Regions from separate parts of the Homo sapiens genome. Here region 2 is linked to region 1. The links are chromatin loops, found by intact Hi-C in ENCODE. Cell type or tissue: prostate gland. All regions are shown on one strand. Links, peaks and the distances in the headings refer to the core of each region. The heading gives the core; the rest is flanking DNA. Region 1 has its middle 11 kb from the start of CNDP2. Region 2 overlaps C18orf63 (chromosome 18 open reading frame 63).

What was found. Peaks named below come from ENCODE experiments on the same cell type or tissue, not always from the same donor. Only the 100,000 strongest peaks of a DNase experiment are listed, where the experiment ranks them.
Region 2: a loop joins it to region 1, with 4 times the contacts of the local background. A loop is called at or near these places in 96 of 110 quality-filtered maps.

Annotation. Positions count from the first base shown.
Region 1 is chr18:74,483,596-74,486,525 of GRCh38, forward strand. No RefSeq gene overlaps it. Among named protein-coding and RNA genes, the nearest start is that of CNDP2, 11 kb to the right of the region's middle. In prostate gland, for the core only: no CTCF peak of the experiment used is centred there; a DNase peak (open chromatin) is centred at 1,515; H3K27ac peaks cover 761 bases.
Region 2 is chr18:74,356,243-74,359,172 of GRCh38, forward strand. C18orf63 (chromosome 18 open reading frame 63) reads left to right here. Exons shown (of 14, transcript NM_001174123.2): 14 at 239-2,930. Among named protein-coding and RNA genes, the nearest start is that of C18orf63, 42 kb to the left of the region's middle. In prostate gland, for the core only: no CTCF peak of the experiment used is centred there; no DNase peak of the experiment used is centred there.

The DNA.
Region 1 (2,930 bases), core at 240-2,739:
TCTCCTGTCTCAGCCTCCTGAGTAGCTGAGACTAAAGATGTGCGCCACCACCCCAGCTAATTTTTGTATTTTTAGTAGAGGCGGGGTTTCACCATATTGGTCAGGCTGGCCTCGAACTCCTGACCTCAGGTGATCCACCCACCTAGGCCTCCCAAAGTGCTGGGATTACAGGCATGAGCCACCACACCTGGACTGAACGGTATTTTTTAAAGGGCGTTTCTGCATTTTTCTTCGATTTAATGACTGCAAGAAACCTCAAGGGAAGTTACCATAATTTAGTTTCATATACGATCTAAAGATTCAATTCAAGTATACCTGAAAACGTAGAACCATGTGAAGGCTATTTAAACAGCTGTCACACCCAGCTGGCGATTGGTCCAGCATCTCAAAACCTGTACATGAATCGAGGAAGGGGCTTTCTTTCCTTATGTCCAAGGACTGTACATATGGCAGAAATTTTGGACTGTGTTGCAGTTTTGCTGGGGTCAGGGATTATACTTATTTTTTGCCTTGGATAGAATTAGATTGCCTATAGGCACTTATAACCTGCAAAAGTAGTTTTATGCATTTATTCAGATGTGCAGTCTCAGATTATAAGTAACTATAATCTTGAGTCTCAAACCTTTATAGTCTACATAAATATATATAAATACACATATGTGTACATATACACATAGATAATACATATATATATATATATATATATATATATTTTGAGATGGAGTTTCACTCTTGTTGCCCAGGCTGGAGTGCAACGGCATGATCTCAGCTCACTGCAACCTCCACCTTCCAGATTCAAGTGATTCTCCTGCCTCAGCCTCCCGAGTGGCTGGGATTACAGGCATGCACCACCACACCCAGCTAGTTTTGTATTTTTAGTAGAGATGGGTTTCTCCATGTTGGTTAGGCTGGTCTTGAACTTCCGACCTCAGGTGATCTGCCTGCCTTGACCTCCCAAAGTGCTGGGATTATAGGCGTGAGCCACTCCACCTGGCCAATACATATTTTATATATGTACTCTCACTGTATATATATAATTCTGCTTGCCAGTGTGGGAAGAGTTGGGGGAAGAGAAAGCATGGTAACTTTCCTGCAGCTATAAACCTGCTTGAGAGGAAGATCTGAAGCAGAGAAGGAAAGAAGCAAAGAAAGAATAGCTTCATCCACCCATTCATTTATTCACTTACTCTTCAAATTCATATGGAGCCAGGCATGTGGCTAGTTCAGTATTTGAGGTCAAAGTTCGGTGTTGGCTGGTGCTTTGTGCTGGCATGACGTACAGTGATATTTCAGAACAGTCTTTCAAAATGTCATATTTTGAAAATCTATGTGCCACACTAACACATCAACAGTAATGCATCTCTAAAAGACAAACGTTAAAAAAGAAAAACGCAGTGTTAAGCTGATCACAAGACTCCTATTCAGACACATGGCAGCCAAACTCTATCTCTAGTAAAAAAAATATATGTATGGCTAAAAATAACGGCAGTAAAACAGAGAACATACTGTCCGGAAGGCGCAGACATGACAGCACAGGACAAAAAACCAGAACGACAGATCTAACCACTAACCACAGCCACATTGAGATTTACTCTCATTCCATGATGTTTTTTTTTTTTTTTTTTTTTTTTTTTTTTTTTTTTTTTTTTGAGACGGAGTCTCGCTCTGTCGCCCAGGCCAGACTGCGGACTGCAGTGGCGCAATCTCGGCTCACTGCAAGCTCCGCTTCCCCGGGTTCACGCCATTCTCCTGCCTCAGCCTCCCGAGTAGCTGGGACTACAGGCGCCCGCCACCGCGCCCGGCTAATTTTTTGTATTTTTAGTAGAGACGGGGTTTCACCTTGTTAGCCAGGATGGTCTCGATCTCCTGACCTCATGATCCACCCGCCTCGGCCTCCCAAAGTGCTGGGATTACAGGCGTGAGCCACCGCGCCCGGCCTCCATGATGTTTTTATTGACCTTTGTAAAAAGCCTGTAAGTACTAGTGGAAAAAGCGATGCCTTATGTTTTGAAGCTCTTTTGAGCTTTTTGAATGTGAAAATCTGTGGCATAGTGCAGAAAGATTTCACTGAATTGGAGGAGATTGCAGCCAATTTTTTGAATTCATTAAATTAACTTTCTTTAACATACTTAGAGTTAAGGTATTATATAATTGTTCTGAACCAGAGAGCAAGAAGTACTCATAGAAAATGTTTAGACTAGGTTTTGCTGCTGCTGCTGCTGTTTTGGGTGGAGGGTAGTCATGGGAATAATTGGAGTTCCTTCAAAGTAGTGATTTACAAGACTTTAAGGGCTTAATTCTGTATGCTTGTTTGCATCTTCTTAACTGCCTACTTGAACTTCTCTGCCCAGGTTGGCCCCTCTAGATTCTTGGATAAAAATGCTGCCTGGGGACCATGGAATCAAGAAGCATGCACTGAGTCCAGCGGCAGCTTTTAACTTAAGGATAAAAATAGCTCTGTTTTTACAATGCAGAGAGAGAGTCCCAACCTGATCCCAAAACTGTGGGGAAAGAAGGCACGGGAACCTTCTGCCTCCTGCTGCTTGCTTCTTTCCCGCACTTTCCCTAGTGAGCCAGTGAAAATGGCCAAAAGGCCTGTCCTGCCATGTGTCCAGTGAGCTGGGCTGTCCCACAGGCCCTGTGGGGTGTGCCAGCTGTGCAGCCCGTGTCCTGGGACAAGTCCCAGAAGGCCCTCCATGCCCACACTGCTCTAGGGGGTCCCCAAGCACAGATGGCTGCACTGTGTGCTGTGCGGTTCTGCCAGGTGGGCACCAGACCCAAAGGCAGCCATCAGCATGTGGGATTGGGCCAGTGGCTCTGGTGGCCTGGAGGGAGCCTGGAGTGAGCATCCTGCCCAGCTGGGGAAGTTTAGTTCTAATGATAACTTGCTAAATGAATCACAGGCTCTCTTTTGAGAAATTTCAACCTGA
Region 2 (2,930 bases), core at 182-2,681, 130 kb before region 1:
TTAAGTAATTTCTCATCATTCACCCCCCCTCCCTTCTTCTATCTGTCAACGCCCTACTCTTCTTTCTATCATTCTGCACTCTATGTCCACGTGTATATATTATTTAGCTCCCAATAACAGGAATCATTATAGAAAATAATTTCCCCTAAATATAAAATTAATACATACTCCTATACTTGAGTAGTACAGAGCAGTTTCAAGAAAAAAGTAAAAAACCATCTGTAATTTCTCTTTGCAGAGATGAGCATTCTGAATATAGGATGAACACTCTTCCAGATGCCTCTCACACTCCTGTGACCATGAAATCAGCTCTACTTACTGCTGTGGAACCTCCTTTTTCACTTGACAGTTTCTTTTTATTGTTTGCATAGCATCTTGTTGTATGTGGGTTTCTGTATTTAACTAGTCCCCTATTGATAGACACTTCAGTTCTTCCCAACTTTTCACTATTACAACATCATGTAGTCTGCAGATCTTTGCAAAATATCCAATGATCTTATACAGTAGTTTTGATAGTTGAAAATATCTTTATTTTGCCCTTATTGAAATTATCAAACCACATAAAGCACAGATAAGAGTATGAAGAACCTCTAAGTACCTATCACCCAGATCTACCAGTTATTAATATTTTGCCACTGTTTCATCTGTTCCTCACAGACATGCTTTTTTTTGCTATAATCTTTTAAAGCAAATTCAAGACATCATATAATTTTACCCATAAACACCAAAGTGTATATATTTCTAACATAAGATATAGTATATTTTTTAAGAAAAAAAGAATGTGTATATATATATTACATTTTGGGGATCTCTACTATATCTCTGCAGGCTCACTAAATTTCACTTTTGCTTTTATATGCAAATTAACAGGAAGCCCTGAATAAATGTAAAAGCTATTTCTCAACAAAACTGGAGCCTTTATTGGGGTGGAGATTTCTGTTTCCACCAGTACTCATTAGCATCTTCTGTGTGCCAGGCAGTGGGGACAACACTGTGTCCATGGCAGAAATGGATGAGACAGCCGTGGCCTGAGCCCCTGAGTGCTGGTGGTCTAGTCTCAAGCAAATTCATTCTGGGTTCCTGGCACAGACTTAGGGATATGTATGTATTGAAGCATATGTCCAGAATGACCTTCTAGTCCATATTACAAATAAATTATCTAACATTTGAAAAAAAGAGAAACAGAAGTGGAGCTTCTCAGACAATGAATATTATTCTGGCTTTCAAACATTTTATATGTTTGATATACGAAATATTATATAATTGTTGTAATATATTTAAAAGAAACCAAAATCTTCATTGGCTATTCCACTGAAACAATAATTACATAAAAATAGCCACTAGAGATCCAAGTATAAGTTGAACTCTGATTTTGTAAATGTGATTTATTGTCTCCACCACTTTACTAAACCATTGCAATTAAAAGCAAAAGTAAACAAACTCTCCTTCAAACGTTAAATGTTAACTCCTGCTCCTGAAATTGTGTTTAGTTAATTAATTTGCTATATACCTTTATTGTAAGCATTTCTGTTTTCCAGAATTATCTCTATTTCCCAATTATTTTACCATTTTCATAAGGATAAGCATTTTGTCTGAAGCCCATTTTGAGTGTGCTTTTCTCATTCCAAAGTTTGTATTATAGATATCTAGTAGACTGTTATAAAGAGTGGTATGTCATTTTGTTTATGAGGCTATGGTGAAAATAACATTAGTAAATATGCATTTTTGATGAGCACAGTCATCCACAGCATGTAATCATTCCTAAAACCAGCCTTCCCCACTGTTCCATACATTCCCAGGCCACCTTCCTGCTACTGCCCAGTCACTATGCCTCAGGTAATGGACACTTACTTTATTATTACACTGAGCAAAATAATGAAAACCATACATCCACTGCTGAAGTGGTATTAACATCTTCCAGTTCTTTATATAAATAATCTTGATAGCCCCTCCTATACTCCATTAGTGTCTAAAATTTAGAATATATAGTATAGTACTTGAGTTTAGATCAATGTTAACCTACATGGCAAAACCTGCCATGTTTAGTGTATTTTTTTGTATAAAGTAGGTTTGATTTTTATCTTACAATATTTATCCTAATGAAAGTTATAAAAATATATGCATATATTTATATGTGAGATTTAATATAGATAGGTATATAGATTGTTGATTTCATATTTCATGTTCCAAGAAGAGGTTCTAGATCAAATTTCTGTGTTCAGAATCACCAGAGAAATCAATTAAGATTTTGGTTCATTTTAAACATTGCAATTTTTGAAAGCCAAGATAATTCCAAATCTAATTAGGGAAAGCTACATTTTACTTCTTTGTGTAAGTTATTGGTGATTTATATGCAGTATGGACCATCCTCCCCCCAGAAATTATTCTTATATTCCAATTGTGCATTAGTTTTAGAACCATTTTAATTTTAAAACCATAAGAAAATAATTTTATGTTTGCCTATGTCCAGGAGCTGAAGAAATCAGCGATTACTTTAAAAAATATATGGCAATGTCAAAATAAATGCCAAGAATCATATTTCTAGGAATGCAAAAGTGCTTCTCATATACTCATATATTAGGTTTCACAGTATTGGTTGCTTACTATATTTGTTTTTATTTTTATTATATATCATAATTACACATTTTTATTTGCATTTGTTGCTTATTGTAGTAAAAAGGTAAAAAAAAAATGAACTTGTTAATGATTAGCTTTTATTTGACTAACCAGTTGACCAATTTTGCTCTGTTTTCAAATTGCATATGATGGGGTATTATGCTGAAACTGCTAATATATTGGGTATTTATTGATACTTAGGAATAGTCAGTATTTATAAATATTTAAGAATGTCATGGTCCTTATGTTTTGATGTTTAAAATGTTCACTTTGTTGTACGTTACATAGTGTCTTATTCAAAATTGAAAATAATA